Linked DNA regions of Mus musculus: region 2 is linked to region 1. The links are chromatin loops, found by intact Hi-C in ENCODE. Cell type or tissue: gastrocnemius. All regions are shown on one strand.

The links. A loop is a pair of places that touch in the nucleus more often than their neighbours do. Peaks named below come from ENCODE experiments on the same cell type or tissue, not always from the same donor. Only the 100,000 strongest peaks of a DNase experiment are listed, where the experiment ranks them.
Region 2: a loop joins it to region 1, with 5 times the contacts of the local background. A loop is called at or near these places in 3 of 42 quality-filtered maps.

Annotation. Positions count from the first base shown.
Region 1 is chr13:94,162,982-94,170,981 of GRCm38, forward strand. The region is part of intron 2 of Lhfpl2 (lipoma HMGIC fusion partner-like 2); the gene reads left to right. Among named protein-coding and RNA genes, the nearest start is that of Lhfpl2, 110 kb to the left of the region's middle. In gastrocnemius, no CTCF peak of the experiment used is centred here; a DNase peak (open chromatin) is centred at 3,698.
Region 2 is chr13:94,100,159-94,108,158 of GRCm38, forward strand. The region is part of intron 1 of Lhfpl2 (lipoma HMGIC fusion partner-like 2); the gene reads left to right. Among named protein-coding and RNA genes, the nearest start is that of Lhfpl2, 46 kb to the left of the region's middle. In gastrocnemius, no CTCF peak of the experiment used is centred here; a DNase peak (open chromatin) is centred at 141; H3K4me3 peaks cover 1,357 bases; H3K27ac peaks cover 1,292 bases.

The DNA.
Region 1 (8,000 bases):
GGACCACCTGGCCAGTGGTGGTACTGCCCACAGTTGGCTGGGTTCTGAACCCCATCAATCAATCATCAGCCAAGAAAATACCCCCCCCCCCCCGCAGACTTACCTCCTGCCTAAATGGTTAGAGGCATTTTCTCCATTCATCTGTTCTTCCCAGGTGATCCTGGCTTGTGAAAAGATCACACATGCATGAGAAAACACACACGCATACACACACACATACACACGTGCACTTTAACTAGAATAGGGAGCAGGTGACTTCTTGGGGTACTGTCTATTCTGCCCTGGATTGTGCTAGAAAGCTGATGGTTGAGCCTGCTGGAACCCTGTGAGTCCATAATACCACCTCTGTGACTTCAAAGGGATTCGCTTCCTCTTTGCCTACCTGTTCTGCAGACCTTCCAGTGTACAGTGTCCAAGAGACAGGACCAGGAGGTGTCTCTACTAGAGAACTGTGCCTAAGGCCCTTTTGCCCACGTCTTCCCCAGCAAACCTTTCCCCTGCTATGCTTCATTGTTCTTAGGGGCTGTGATAAGAGGGCCCCTATTCCCACAAAGAGGATACTGAGCCATCTGAACAAGTATATCGATTGCAGGTTTCCAAAGAGGGCCTGGGAGGGCTGAGTGTCCCACAGTACTCTTGAACTCCAAGCCTCCAGTGACTTCACCTAGGCTGCCCCTTAGGCCAGCCAGTGTTGGAGGCCAAGGATAATGTGTGAGCTTAAGGATTGCTCTGGGTCAGCAAGTACCTGAGACTTCTGAGCCATGTTTCCAATGTAATGTAGTGTTCTCTCAAAAAGAGGGTCTCCTTTCAGGGTTCTTAAAGATCATCTGTTCTTAAAAAATACATTGAATCCTAGCCATCCTGGGATTCTGTTTTAGTTAGTAAAGAAAATTTAAACTTTCTTTGTTGATGACTTGATTAGTAGCTCTCAGTGCTAGATAGGTTGGATCACTATTGAAACATATCATGTTTAATAAGCTAGGTGTGGATGATATTTATACATCTGTACATCACAAATATTTGTATATATGTAGTTGTCATCCTAGAATAGTTCTATATATTTTAATGAGCATATCTCATAGATTCCAATATGGCATCTCCATCCATATCATTATACCTGATCACTGAATTGTTTTTATTGGTGTTAAATCTCTGACAGAAATGAACTAGCCGAGAGGAGACTTTCAGTACATAACTAAGCGCACCGGGCCTCAGATGTAAACACCTCCCTATGTGTGTTGTTCTTTATTGCACGTGTGTTCAGCACATAAGATGAGGGCTCTTTTCAAAACTTCACAGAGCTTGCTGGACCTTGGCAGTGGAGACTTACGAGGCAGGCCTCTCGGATCTGAGGCTGGAGTTTGTGTTGTTGGAGATAAAAAGCTGGTGCCCATATTAATGAGAAGTAAAGGAGAGACAACATTTCAGCTATATGCTTAGAAGCAGGAACTGAGCTGAGACTAGACATTAGCCTGTGACTTTGTCATAGTCTACTACTGCTCTGTCCTTCTGGTGAGAAACAGAAGTGACCTCAGACAGAGAATCAAAGGTCGGTTGTTTTTTTTTTTTTAAAGAAAAAGTAAATACCCACTAGCATTGTCCCTAAGTAAATCTGTTAAGCTCTGGGGCCTTAAGGATATGGGTGTCTTACATCATCCGGTCCTATTTGCTGATGATTAGGAACGTGCTCCCCCACACAGGGTTTGTAAGTGACCTCAGCGAGGCTGGTGGCGCTGGGGTACGTTTGGCATGTTCACTTTACTGGGGCCCAGGTTGAGGACTCTGCTGTGTTGAAGGCTGCTGCTGCCTCTGCCTTCCAGGAAACTGCTGGGGTGAACTGGTCTTTCCACTGGAAGTTGTGGGTCATGGCTGTGGGTCTGTCCTCTTTACCACTCTCCCTTCCCCCTACTCTGCTTTTGGTTTTTTGAGACAGGGTTTCTTTGTGTAGCCCTGGCTGTCCTAGAACTCACTCTGTAGACCGGGCTGGCCTTGATCCACCTGCCTCTGTCTCCCAAGTGCTGGCTGGCGAGTGCCTCTACCACTGGCCTTCTTTACTACTTTAGAGAGAGACTTCTGCCTATTTCTTTCATGCCTGTGACCTCTTTCATGGCCACCAGGGACCTGGGCCCTAACGCTGTGCCGCACATTAACTACTTCAGCTGGCTTTTGTCCTGTGTCCGGCAGTGATGATGGAAGAGAAGAATTTTTAAGGATCTGTGCTTGCATCCAAACTAACATTTTCTCTATTAGTAGTGTTGAGCTGATAAAGTTATATCAGGTTACTGTCATAAGCAAACAGAGGACTGTATAAGGGGAGACAATGGCCAGACTAAAGTTGTTGGCAGTGTAGTAACCTTGTAAGCTGATTGTCTTAGTTAGGGTTTTACTGCTGTAAACAGACACCATGACCAAGGCAAGTCTTATAAAAAACAACATTTAATTGGGGCTGGCTTACAAGTTCAGAGGTTCAGTCCATTATCATCAAAGAGGGAACATGGCAGTATCCAGTCAGGCATGACGCAGGAGGAGCTGAGAGTTCTATGACTTCATCCAAAGGCTGCTAGTGGAAGACTGACTTCCAGGCAACTAGGGTGAGGATCTTATACCCACACCTACAATGACACACCCATTCCAACCAGGTCACACCTATTCCAACAAGGCCACACCTTCAAATGGTGCCACTCCCTGGTCCAAGGATATACAAACCATCACACTGATGAAGTCACCATATGGAAGACACCTCTCAGATGCTGTCCTCTCAGAGGGATTGATAGGATTTTATGATGGAGGTAGAGACGTGGGGCATGTGGCCATAGTTAATCCCTACCCGGGCTCAGCTTGTCACTCTCTTGAATGCTGCCCTATGGCTGTCTCCCCATTGTGTAATCTAAGTTGTCTTTGCTGCTGCCCTTGATGGCTTCTTACCTCCCCCGGTTAGTTGTCCCAGTTGTCCCCAATACTTAGAAAGACTTGGCCTGCTCATGTTGGAGGCTAGCCTCTGGGACGCCCTACAGTTTTGTTCCATGCTGACACCTGGTACCAGATGGGTCCCTGAGATGTCTTTGGAGCTGCTCTAGGGGAGGGGTTTTTGCCCTTGAGACCAGCACACAGCCCCCTACCTGTGAGTTCGAGAAGCCAGCTTCTTAGTCATAGCCCTGACTGCAGGGCCAGGAGGTACCTATAACTGTGATCCACTGATGATAATAGCTCTCAGAAGAATGGTGAATGGAAGGACAGGCAGACTGTCAAGGCGTTTGCTGTGGTCCTGAAATCTCAGCACTGGGTACAGCCGAGGTTTGGTTTTGTGACCATCGAGAGTTCATAGAGAGTGGCTGTTCCCTTGACTTGAATTGTAAGGGACACAGCAGTGGAGGGCTCTCTGATGACACAGCAAAGGGAAGGGAAAGCTGGTAAGCTCTATAGCTGGGAGTGATTGGTGCCTCAAGTTAGAAGGGCAAAGCCATGCAGTCAGTGGGGTGGGAAAATGCAGTGCCCAGGAGATTTGGGACTTCATAAGACAACAATGTCATCTTCTGTGGGAGCGGCTCTTGTTCTAGTTGATCCTTAGATTTTCTGCTATTCGCTGGAGTTGTGTGAGCGTCTCAGCAACAACAGATGGCACAGTCCTCTCTGCTTACCTTGTTTGGGGCTTGTGAAGTGACTGGGCAGGCCCTGGCTGATGGCATTGTGGCTGAGCAAGTGGGATTTCTTTCTGCCTGTACACAGCAGGGGTCAGAAGAGCCTGCAGTTGCTGTGCAGATGATGTCAGGGTTCTCTGGGCACAGAGATGCCCCGCTGTCCCTTAGAAGAGCCACTGGTCTGCTCTCTTGGGATCATGTGCTCTGGACTGCAGCAGCTTGAACGGGGTGCATGGAGCATCCCCTCTGCTGTGCCCCAGAGTTGATCCCTGAGTTCTCGCTCTCCCTGTCCTTGTGACCTTTTTTTTTTTTTTTCTGTTTCTTTCCTATTGATCCTGGAATGACACCTGGGCCCTCATTAGGACCCAGACCCGACACAGAATACATTATTAATTAGAAAACTACCTATGGTTTAAAATGATATAAAATGAGGGCATTCGAAAGGCAACTCTGGGAAATAACTTTTCACTTCATTAACAAACCAAAAGTAGCTTTGGGCCCATAGAAGCAGTGCAGAGGCCCCTAGCCCAGTCATGCCCAAATATCTGCCAGGAAGGCTGGTTGGCTCAGTCACTTCTGCTCTCTGACAGACACAGCAGCCAAACCCCTGAGGAAGAGCTACCTTCTTAAGAGTTTAAATGGGCAGATGTAGAAAAGAGAAGAGGAAGTTTAAAATATGCAGGTGATCTTCCATGATAGACCTAGGAACACCTGTGTGTGTCTGTGTGTCTGTCTATCCGTCCGTCCATGTCTGGAGTGGTCTCAGGTTCATTATCTTCTGTCTCAGTCTCCTGAGTGCTGGGATTATTGGAGTATGACCCATGCTTGGCATGGGGGAAGCTCCATTTTTCCATTTGCAGAATAGTGATTACTGAAAACAAAAGCTAACTCTAATGTGTGACCCAGGGAAAGCAGAAGCGGGGTGCATAGCCCTGGTCCTTGACAGTCCTGTCTGGTTTCTACCCTCTTGCCAACCCGTTTCTCAAACAAACAGACTAGCAGGGACTTTTTTTTTTTTCCGAGACAGGGTTTCTCTGTATAGCCCTGGCTGTCCTGGAACTCACTCTGTAAACCAAGCTGGCCTCGAACTCAGAAATCTGCCTGCCTCTGCCTCCCAAGTGCTAGGATTAAAGGCGTGTGCCACCACTGCCTGACTAGCAGGGACTTTTTAAAAAACTCAGAAACCCAACTAAAAACACATTGTGTCTATCCAGGTTGTCGAACAGGGGATACCACTGACATGCAGTATGGCGACGGTAGAAATCTATTTTAAATACCCCTATACATGTCAAATTGTAGGAAGCTATCAAAGCGAGGCTTCTCTAGGTCTAGACCTCTGGCATCTGAACAGGACAACTCTTTATTGTCCTTGTAAGACACCTGATAGCATCTGTGGTTCTTGAGAACATGTAGCCTATACACCTCTCTCACAAAAGATGTGACAGGCAGTAGTGAATCTAGACATTGGCACACATCACAGCTCTGGGTAGGTGGGTGGGGCACAGTCACCCCAGGCAAGATGAGAACCCCAGCGTCAGCTTCTTTGCAGAGGATCAGAGATGGAGGAAGAGATGCTTGTCCTAGGGGCTGAAAAACTTCATTGGCCCAAAGGAGGTAGGTGCTGAGCACCTTCAGCTCAAAGAACACAGCACTGGCTGGGCCATTTGACCCTTCAACAGTCAGGACACCCATTTTTCTGTAACCTGTATGTTTTATGGGGCCATCAGAGCAAGAACTTGAGAAGCCACCTCTGGTCGTATCTTTTAAGATCTGCAGACAACAGCAGCCATTGGCCTTAGAGATGGAGGCTGTGCTGTGCTTGTGCTTGTGGGGAAAGGTCCCCAGGGATCAGGGAAGTCCCTCGCTGTCCCAGGATTTGCTGGAGAACAGCTGCTCTGCGGATGGAATCCCTTGTTCCCATTAACTTAGGAGCTATCCTGAGTTGGACAGAGAACAGGTGGCTGGCCGCTGGCTGTGTCCTGATCACACTGGGTCACACCCCTTTGTCTTCATAAACTAAGACAGAATGTGGGCGCTGGTTAGAGATGCAGGTCCCCCCAGCACCTCCCTGCAGGAGCCAGGGACTGTCCTTCAAGGTAGAGGAGGGTCTTCTTCACTTTCAGAAGCAAAATCACATGCAGTTGGTTTTATCCAACTGTCTCATGCTTACAGAAGACCTGGAGGATAAAGGCCATTTTGCTAAGCCTTTTGGGGGTTCTTGTGTCTAGGGGAGATGGCAATAATGAAGAAATGGGCCAAGAAACAAATAGTTTGTCCGAAGTACATTAGATGTGCTCCCCCTAAATCAAGGTAGTAAATTGACTGATGTTTGGAGCTTATATTGTTAATTTAATATTTTATTCTTCCATACTTGGAGTTTACCAGCAGAAAAGCATCCTTTTGGTATTTTCAGTGTAAATTACCTAAGCTTTGTGCTTTGAAACCTACATGGTATTTCTTTTCTATAAAGCTGGGAGTGATTGGTGCCTCAAGTTAGGTCACAGGACCCATCCATCTTCAGTCCCTCAGAGACCAAAGCTGGAGCCGGGAGCATCCTTACAGAGTCTGCGCTAAGCAGGTTCCTCAGCTAAGACTGGGCCATCCATTTTACCAGAGCTCTGACCTGGGGCCTCTTCCTTTTGCCCCAGTGATCTGTCAGTCCTCGCCTTCCTTTGCCACTTTCTAGAGTTTTTTCTTTTCATCATCCTCTGGTCGTATCACAGAACTGGATACTGGGGAACCCTGTAGCCTCAGTAGGATGTGGAACAAAGGGATCGCTACCCACCCAAGCTGCTATTTGTGAGTACTCCCTGTGCCCCAAGCGTTATGCTAATCCCATGGTAGCAGTGAGTAATAGCTGGCTCTGTGGCTTGGATGATGTGCTGGTCATTGTCCAGATGCCCACATCTTATTCCTCGCTGCAGCCGTGGGGAGCAGGGCACTGTTCTATTCTGGGGGATGAGGAAGCCAGACGTGCAGAGGCTAAATACAAACAGCCTGTCTGAGACCACAGCTTTTGATTGGCAGAACTGAGCTGGTCTGAGGTCTGTGTATGAAGCTTTGAAAAGCACTGCACCACCCTGTCATGTGGTATGTATGCCCTTCTCCCAGTGTGGTATTGCTTGCTGAGGGCCAGAGAGCAATGTCAGAGGACACCAAGTTTGTCCTTTTCCAGTAGATTCTCTGGATGGCCTGGGGTCTCCAGGCTGATGTTAAGCTATGACCTTCCTGGTTACAGGAAAGCTTTTCTCTGTATAGCAAGTGTCTTCTCCATTCAAGTAAATTCCCCACTTGGAGTTTATCTCCCTTCTTCAGTCTGCTGATCTTTTTAAATTTGTATAGGTTATCAACAAAACACGATTGTGTTACAAGGAGAGTCAGATCTCATTGCTGAGAAGACACCTCCCTCCTAGCTTCAAAGTGGCATCTCTTAGACTAGAACTTCCCAACCTCAGCCACAGGACTCGCCGAGCGAGGGCTCTCTCAAACCCGAGGAGCCATCTCCCACATCTTTTTAAGGATTGGAGTTCCATATCAGCTAGAGAGAACCCTGGGCACAGTGTGCTTGTTGTGTGTGTCTGAGTTTATGTGAAATGGATATGCATAAAGTTGTGCTGGTCCTGAGGTCTGAGTAATGCCCTCCCAGATAAGCAACGGGGATTAAACGCATCACCTCCAAAAGATGCTCATGGGAAATGCGCACACTGAACTTGCAGTGAGCATCCATCTCTGTGACACAGACAGTGGAAAACAAACGTAAGTGACTAGAAGAAAGAGTCAAAAACCCCAGGTGGTTGGGTACTCAGTAAGATGACTGTCCTAGCGTCTTCAGGGGACGTGGGAGTGGGTGGGTAGTTAGGGAGGAAAGACAGACAGCCCTTATCTAGAAACTAACCAAATGCAATTCACGAGCCTCAATGGAGTCACAACTTTAAGAAGGGAAAACAAACTAAAAATGGAGCAGGCTTGGCAAAGTGTGGATGAGGCGTTGGATATGAATAGGCTGTTTTCTTGAGTGCATTGATTGTCTTGTAGCTATGCGAGGAAATGCCCTTATTTTAGGAGGTCTGTGCTAAAGCATTTAAGGATAAATTATTAGACACATCATTTGCAGATGGCTCAAAGAAAAAGTGTATGCATGCTTTACATACATAGGATAGGAAAAAATAAGGGAGAATGTTAGCAAAAAAATGTTGAATCTGGTGTTGGGTTTACAGCTAGCTGTTCCTTGCCTATTCTTGACTATTTACATCCGTGTTCGACATTATTGTAATATAATAATAAGGTGCAAGGTGAGTAAGGACCCTGACCTTGCCTCATTTTCATCAGCCTCTTTGCCAAGCTGGGAGGGTAGGGTGGGAG
Region 2 (8,000 bases), 63 kb before region 1:
AAATGAGAGGCAAAGTATTGCCCAGTGGCCTCCCGGGATAATGTGGTTCTGCCGCTGGGGATGTCTGTGACCATGCCCTTGGCAAACCGCTGTCAGAGGAATTAATGAGATCCCCGAAGGCTCCAGAGCAGCTGTGGAGGTAAATACCCACCGTCACCTGCAGGGTGGCTTACCTGTGGGCGAGAGACATTTTGGACTCACGAGGGCCTGAGTCGATCTCATTTAGTACTAGGGATAAGGAACACACAGACAGAAGTAAATATTTAGAGGTACTGGTCTTTTCTGTTGCTATTTTTCTGTTTCATTTCTTCTTGGCCTATAGGCCCTTTAATATGGGATTATTTCCCAAAGGCTTGCTGGCATCGTTTGACCTACTTACTAAGAAGGATTTGATTGACTTCCTTGCCAACAAGGATTACCATGCCAGCAGAAGAAAGAAAGCAAGACTTTGTGAACAACTTTAACCGACCATGAAGAAGACCATTTATTTTAATTTGGTATATTGCTCACAAAGTTCAAGATTTTCAGGCTGGTCTTGTTTTATATGTGCTTCTTAAAATTCCTATGTCAAGAACTTTAGATGACTATTAGAGATCCTTTGATTGCTAATAAGAAAGGTCAAGGTTGAACGGAGTGGTCGAGATCACCCAGCGTTGCTTGTTACGGAAGTGACAGCTGGCGGCTTTCTTCCCACCACATAGAAATGACCTTATTGAGTTTAAAAGCCATTCAGTCCCTATTAGGCAGCAAAAAAGAATTTAAAAGAATATTCTAAGTGTTAGTATTGTAGAAAAAGAGCGTTCCTGTTCTTGTTGTATTGAGATGCCCTTTTCCAGAGCTTTGTTTAGGAAGTACCATGTATGCCAGGTGAATAAGCAGGAAGACCCTAAGTTGAATAGTGGGGGAGGTCACCCCATAAAACATGAAAGCTTCTGATGCTGATGCTGTGTGGCCAAATGTAATAGGGCTTTGTTCCAGCCTTCCCCAGAAGCACCGGTAGGACACTTGTGCCATGTCCAGTGGTCACTCACATCATCACAGACACAGCTGTGAGTTGGCAAGACTTACTGACAGCTGTAACAAAGGGCAGAGGGAGGGACAAGTCTGTGAGGTGTGAGCTGTGTGTGACCATGTCCCCCTCGACTTGAGCACTCCTCACTCTCTCTGTCTGTGTGCTTCTGGACGGCAGCTCTCCGAAGGCGAGAGAGCTCGCAACTCTGGCGGGATAGCATCAAGTGGCAACTGTCGTCAGCGTGTGTAGACTGCTGTGCCACTGTGAAATCACATGTTAGAGCTGCCCCGTGAGGTGGCCCAGTGACCATCCCCTTATTAGACAAGACAAAAATATCCTGCCCAAGGGAAGAGAGTGTGAAGGGGGGGGGGGGTGGTTGATCCAGTGTGGGACCTAGGTGCTGATCTAAGTAGGGTCATGTGATTATATTCACACATCAAAGTGAAAAATTTGTTGCTTAAACTCAAGAATCTGAACTACAGGACTGATGCTGTTCTTCAGTCCCAAATCTTTTTAAAAGGTAAAACATGGCTTTATTTCTCCTTCCTCGTTAAGCCCTGAGGTTCTATGGCCTCAGACCACCAGGTCTAAGCATGAGAGTGAGCTATAAAGCTTCTTGTCTGCATGCCTTTGGCCAAACTACTCTCCCGCCCACAGTGCCTCCACCTATAAAATAGCTCTGCTTGTAATACTTCTGTGCATGGTCCACAGAAAGAATGCTGTAGGTGCTTAGTGCAGTGCCTGGTACCTAGTAAGGGCTCTTAGTCAGTGCTCAGTGATGGTGACAAGGAGGGCAGGGAAGGGCTTGGTATGGTGATCAATGCTACGTTGGTTTTCAGTGGCCTTGAAGTTTTAAAACATGGAATTTTCTGTCCACCTGAACTCTTGGGAATGCTGAGTGACATCCCTAATGGACACAGCCTCTTCTGCTACACACACGCTCTGTAGCTTCCTGAGCAGTAGTTTCCAGGAAGAGCAGCAACTTTTGGGCCTCACTCATCATCTGTTTCCTATTTGTTCCACATACTCCAGTTTAAACTTTCAAGGTCATTCCACCCCCTCAAAGACTGGAAGCAGCTGGACCTATGGCTCACGCTGACTTGCTGGACCTATGGCTCACGTTGACTTGCTGGACCTATGGCTCGCACTGACTCCGTATCTTCTAAAGGTCAGCGTATCCCACAGCCTCTCTAGAGTGAGCCCTTTGAATCAGCATCTGAAGATATATAAATATGCACACCCCCAGCAGAATCAAGTACTTCAACGTGTTAAAATTGTGTGTGTGTGTGTGTGTGTGTGTGTGTGTGTGTGCAGATGCACGAATCATGCCAAGCATGTGGAGATCAGAGGACAACTTGTGGGAGTTCTCTTTCTACCGCATGAGTCCTGGAAAGCCAACTCAGGTTGTTAAGTTAGGCGGCAAGCGCTTTACCCACCAATCCATCTTGCTGACCTCAAATACTTTTTATTTTCTTTTTTGGGGGGGTGTGGGGTGGGGTGGGTGGGGAGGGGGAACTCTCCTGTATCTCATGGCTCAAACTTATTACATAGCAGGGGGTGACCTTGAACTTCTGATCATCCTGCCTCTACCTCCCAAGTGCTAGGACTGTAGGTATTTGCCATGGCTGTTTATATGATACTAGCAATTGAAACTCAGATTTCATCCATGCTAAGGAAGTGCTCTGACAACTGAACTGTAGTGGAGCCATGTACCTAGGTCCCTCTGTATCACTTGGGCAGAAGCATCTGTCTGTGTTTCCTGTAACAGGGAGAGAGCACACGGGTACTCAGTGCCAAAGGCTCATCCTTTACTTGATTATGGGTAGGATAGACTTCCCAGCAAAGCTGGTGCTCGGTTCCCCTTGGTCTCCCTTGAGAAGTTACTCCCTTGTAGCTGACTTTCTTTCTCCAGTACCTTCTATGGGGAACTGGACAAAAGCCACAGGAGGCTTCTGTTCTTTTCATTTTAATCGAGAATCTGTGAAAACCACAAACCCTTCTCCCCAACTGATATTTGGAGTTTGGAGTTTAGAAGTATTATTTAGAAATATATTTACAAATAGCACTGATACGAGATGATTTCATCCTGGAGTAAGAATAAAGACTTATTTATCATCTAGGAGCAAAACCCTGTTTACAGATCATTTTTTTTGCCTTTGCCCAGCAAATGGCGTTGCTGTGTGACCGCGACAACCCAAGTTCAGTCTTTAGAACGCATATAAAGATGGACGGAGAGAAACCAACTCTACAGTGTGGTGCTCTGACCTCTGATGGTGTACGGTGCCAAAGGTCCTTTTCATCATGTGGGCATGAACACACAATGAAGACAACATTTTCAAAGTCACTCCTTTTTTGAATTGGTTGTCTTTTTGGTTTTCAAGATAGGCTTTCTCAAGAAGGGCTGGCCTTGAGCTCAGAGATTCCCCTTCCTTCTGACTCCCAAGCGCTGAGATTAAAGGCACCACCGCTGCTTCTAACAGTCACTACGTAATCACCAAGAAGGCTTTGAGTGGGAACGAAATAGTTCCCTTATTTTAATCCTGGGCCCTGCTTATAAAAGTAGCTCCAGGCTAAGAAGACTCTAGTCTGAATTGAGCTAGTGGCTCATTTGTTGATGTATGTACTTCATATTACTGCTAAGCCATGACTCCCTCCACCATAGCTATCTCCCAACCTTTAGCTTCTGATTCGTGATGAAGGATGAGGAAGCTCCAGGAATTCATTTGTTTTTCCTTCTAAAGATCCCCTTATAGGCTTTATTTAAAGGTCTGGGCTGGAGCATAATGGAAAGGTTTTCTCGGTAAATGGAATTTCGAGGCACTGCTTTCTTGGCTCTGATCAGGCAGTCAGGCCCTTTGTCAACACAGAGTCAGGATTTGGTAGTGGGCACTGCAGTATGTGTATCTTTCTGATTGTTACCTGACCATAGCCAGAGGCCATACCGCAGGAAAAGCACAAAGCTATGGCAAACAGCAAAACTACCAAACTTGTCTCACTTTCTAGGCCACGGGCGGAAGGGCATCTTGCTTTGGTGGAAGACAGTTCTCATCTGTCTCTTTTGCAGAATCAGATTCCAAAAGGTGGAAGAAATTATATGAGATTTGAAAAACATAAGAATATACTTTCTCAGAAGTATCTTCTTGATGAATATGTGTCCCCTCCCCCTTATAGCTTCTAGGAGCAGGCAGTGGGGCTGGGGGCATGAGCCACTCCCCGAAACGTGCACACATGTGTTGGTAGATCACGCGTGATAGGACAGGTTTTTGGGAGCAAGCCCGCTGCTGGGCACCCAGACTTTCAAATAGAGAGGAATGGAACTGGAGGCGCTTTCAGACTCTAGGCAGACACTTCCAGGACTTCTCTCTCCTTGATCTTTTGCCAGGGGCAAGCACATGTCCCCAGTCAGAAGCTCTTTTGAGATACTGAGATAAGAATGGTGTGTTTGTCTCTCTGTCTCCCCCGCCCCACCCCCTTTCTCCCATTCACACTTTGTCTGGACCAAGAAGGTAGATACAGATGGTATAAGAAAGGTTATATTTTATTACGGTGAGGGTCAGCACACAAGCTTCACACTCTAAATTCCCAACCTCAATCCTAAGCCCATCTCCTCAAAGCTGCTCACCCATGTGGCATAGCTTAGCTGAAGGTCAGATTCAGTCTGTAAGAGAAGTCTCTGGTTCAAGAGTCGGGATCCCGGGGAGACTGTCCGGCCGCAGGGCGGGTCAAGGTGGTGCCTCTCCAGATGTGCAGAGCAGAGCGATGCTCTTGGTCTCAGCTTATATACTGTCCAGTGGGGTTCTAAGACTCTGTCTGGTTATCCTGAGTGCACATGTCACTAGGTTCTGGCTATCAGGTACAGCCTTGGGTGTAGTGGGATTCCAGACTAAGCTATTTTTACATGCCTAGAAGGGACTTTTATTTTTTTAACCATGCTCATTGCACAACTCCTCCCTCTCGGATCTTCCTAAACGTAGTTCAATTCAACCATTTTAAGTGAAACTGAAAAACAAATTAAAACTCCCCACAACAGAATATTCTCTCTGGCAAGGAAAGGAAATTATCAACTAAACTTCCTCAAGGATCCCAGGCAGCAAAATCGTAAACCAGCGTCTCTCAGACTCTTGGCAGAAAACCAGCCTTGCTTCTCCTTGCTTCTTAGAACACACCCCCACCCCTAGTATATTTCTCTCTCTGTGTGTGTGTGTGTGTGTGTGTGAGAGAGAGAGAGAGAGAGAGAGAGAGAGAGAGAGAGAGAGAGAGAGAGAGAAAGCCCCATCTGGCTTTCTGTGTATACCAGGGACCTGAACACTGTCCTTCATGCTTATGGGCCAAGTACTTTACCCAGTGGGCTATCTCTGCAGCCTAAGGTTCTTTCTGCTCTGTCTTTAAAAATTAAAAAAAAAAAATGAGAATCTGTTAGTTCTTATTCTTCTTGTGATTGATATCTTGGTTTTGCTTGTGAGAGAGAAATAAAATCAATGTGCTGGCGTGTCCTATCTTTAATTGATTCTTTCTGCAGGTGAAACGCAGCAGCCGTGCCGGAGAAGGGAGCATAATTCATATCTTTGTGACTCTGTCCAAGTTCTGAGAAACTGTTCAAACTCAGTTTTGCTGGTATTTACCAGTTGAGGTCCAGCCAACCCCTGTACTTGCCTTTCCTTCCCAGAGGGCATGATAAGGAAAGAGGGGGAGAAGAGTTCAAAGAACGAAAAACAGAGGTTTCATTAGGGTAGCATTGGGGGTCAGGTAAACATGGCTTTCGAGTTTCATTGAAGAATTCCAGAAAGCCGAGGGCAAAGTCTCCAGAAGGGTTGTAGCATGGTGGGAAGTTCTTCTTTAAAAGAATGTCAGAAAACGCAATATAATACTCTTAGGGAACAGAAACTATTAAAGTAGGAAAGGATATAACCCTCCCCCCAGGTTTCTTTCTTTATTTGAGAAATTTGGAAGACCCAGAGAAGATCGTCTCTAGTGACCAGAACACACGTCTTTATTGCACACTTGCTCCCCAGCAGCTGTGGTGTCATTGAGTTTGTGAACTTAGATTTTCAGTGCAGATTCATCGCAGACCTGCCTTGGAGCCAGCAGCATGTGTGCTCTTGGGAATCCAGGCACCTTCTGTGGACCTGCCGTTGAGGGCATAGGCTACCTCCTGGCTGTCTATCAAGAGAGCCGGCGTTAAGGCGATGCCCTGTTTGTCTGGAAAGCGTCTTCCAGGGGACTTTCGGGTGCGTGGCTTCTGACACCATTCCACCTAACTCCATCTGGAAATCTCTTTCTCATTTCACTTAAAAAAAAAAAAAGCTAAAACAGTCCCCATTGATGCCAAAAGAAATGAAACCATGAGTTAAGCAACTCGTGGAAATTGTGGAATTTCTGTCGAGGAGATCTTCAAAGTGGAACATAAAAATTAGGTCGCTTAAGTAAGTCTGCTTGGAGGGCGACCAAAATGGTCTTTCGCAGTGTTCCAGATTTATTAACCACTCAGGTTAGTACTCATATCTCAGGAGATCAGAAGAATAGTCAGTCCTTTGTTTGCGGCCATTGATGTTAAATGCTGAGCTCTGTGGTGACTCCTGCCTTGTGTGGTAGTACTGCGTCTGCAGGTCGAGGGGTAAATGGGAGGGATACAATCAGAGAAGTTCTCCTTGTAGAAAACAGCATGTGTTCTCTTCAGAGGATGGCGTGAAGAAGGCAATTGGCTGGCTAAAGCCCAGAGAAGCCACCAAACGGCCACGATTCGGTGTAGAAACACGATCCACGCGCAACTGTTGTACCGCAAGGATGTTTAGATCTGGGCTACTGGACACTCTTGACTCTACAGAGTTAAGCAGATTGTCTGGAAGAAGCCAGTAGAATCATCTGGCTCCAGTATGAGCCTAGAATGATAAAAATTGAAAAGTCAAAGAAAAGGTTCTTTGTGGGATGCCAAACCACAGTGAACATAGCTTTTGGTGACTTTGCTGAATTCCCCCTGAGCCTGGAGCCATTGGCTTCTCCTTCTGCAAATTACATCCAGATCTTCCTCCTACTGCATAGTGGCTGGCCCATCTGCCTGCCTCCCACTGACCTCAAAAGAGACAAACTTCCAGGGCTAGCGAACACTCGCACCAAAGAACGCGGAGGTTTTCTCAGCCGTGGAAACAGAAAGCTGTGGAAGGTGCTTAGCAGAGAGGAATTCAAGCGGTAAAAGCCCCGGTTTTTATTTTTATGTGTGTTGGTAATTTTGAGAACTTCATGAGTTTTTCCACATTCCATTTTTAGGGTAAAGGTTTTGGAATTTTATTTGTTTATTTTTTAATTCTTTCAAAAAATCATTTTATGTGCATGAGTGTTTTGCGTGAAGGTATTTATATGCTACCATACGTATGTCTGATGCCCACAGACATCAAAAGAGAGTGTTGGATCCCCTGGAATTGGAGCTATTGCTATGGATGGTTGTGAGCTGCTGTGTAGGTGCTGAGAGTGGAACTCTGGTCCTCTGCAGGAGCAGCAAATGCCTTTAACCACTGAGCCACCTCTCCTGATTCTTGTTTATTATTTTTGAGACTAGCTCTCTTGTACTTGAAGCTGGCCTGAGGCTTTCTGTCCTCCTGACTCAGGCTCCTCAGAGGTGAGATTGCAGGTGTATACAGGTCCACCCAGAAAGATTTAGGAACTTACCTTAGTGACTTGCTGAATTCCGCCTGTGCCCGGAGCCATTGGCTTCTCTAACTTCTCTGACTTTAACTTTAGATTAAATGTCCACTGCCACTCTCTCCTGATCTGCTCTGTGCGTGTGGGACGTCCTCAGGGATCCGCAAATCCATTTTCCTTGGGGTTTATTTTCCCTGTGCATGTTGCCAAGGCTGGTCTTGAACTTGTGGTGTTAGCATTCCTGTTCAGCCCTTGAGTATCTGGGGCTTTGGGCCTGGGTCTCTGAACCCCACATTCTTTGCCTTTTTTTCCTTGGGCAGGCAGACATCATTGTGAGAACTCTTAAGCTTCA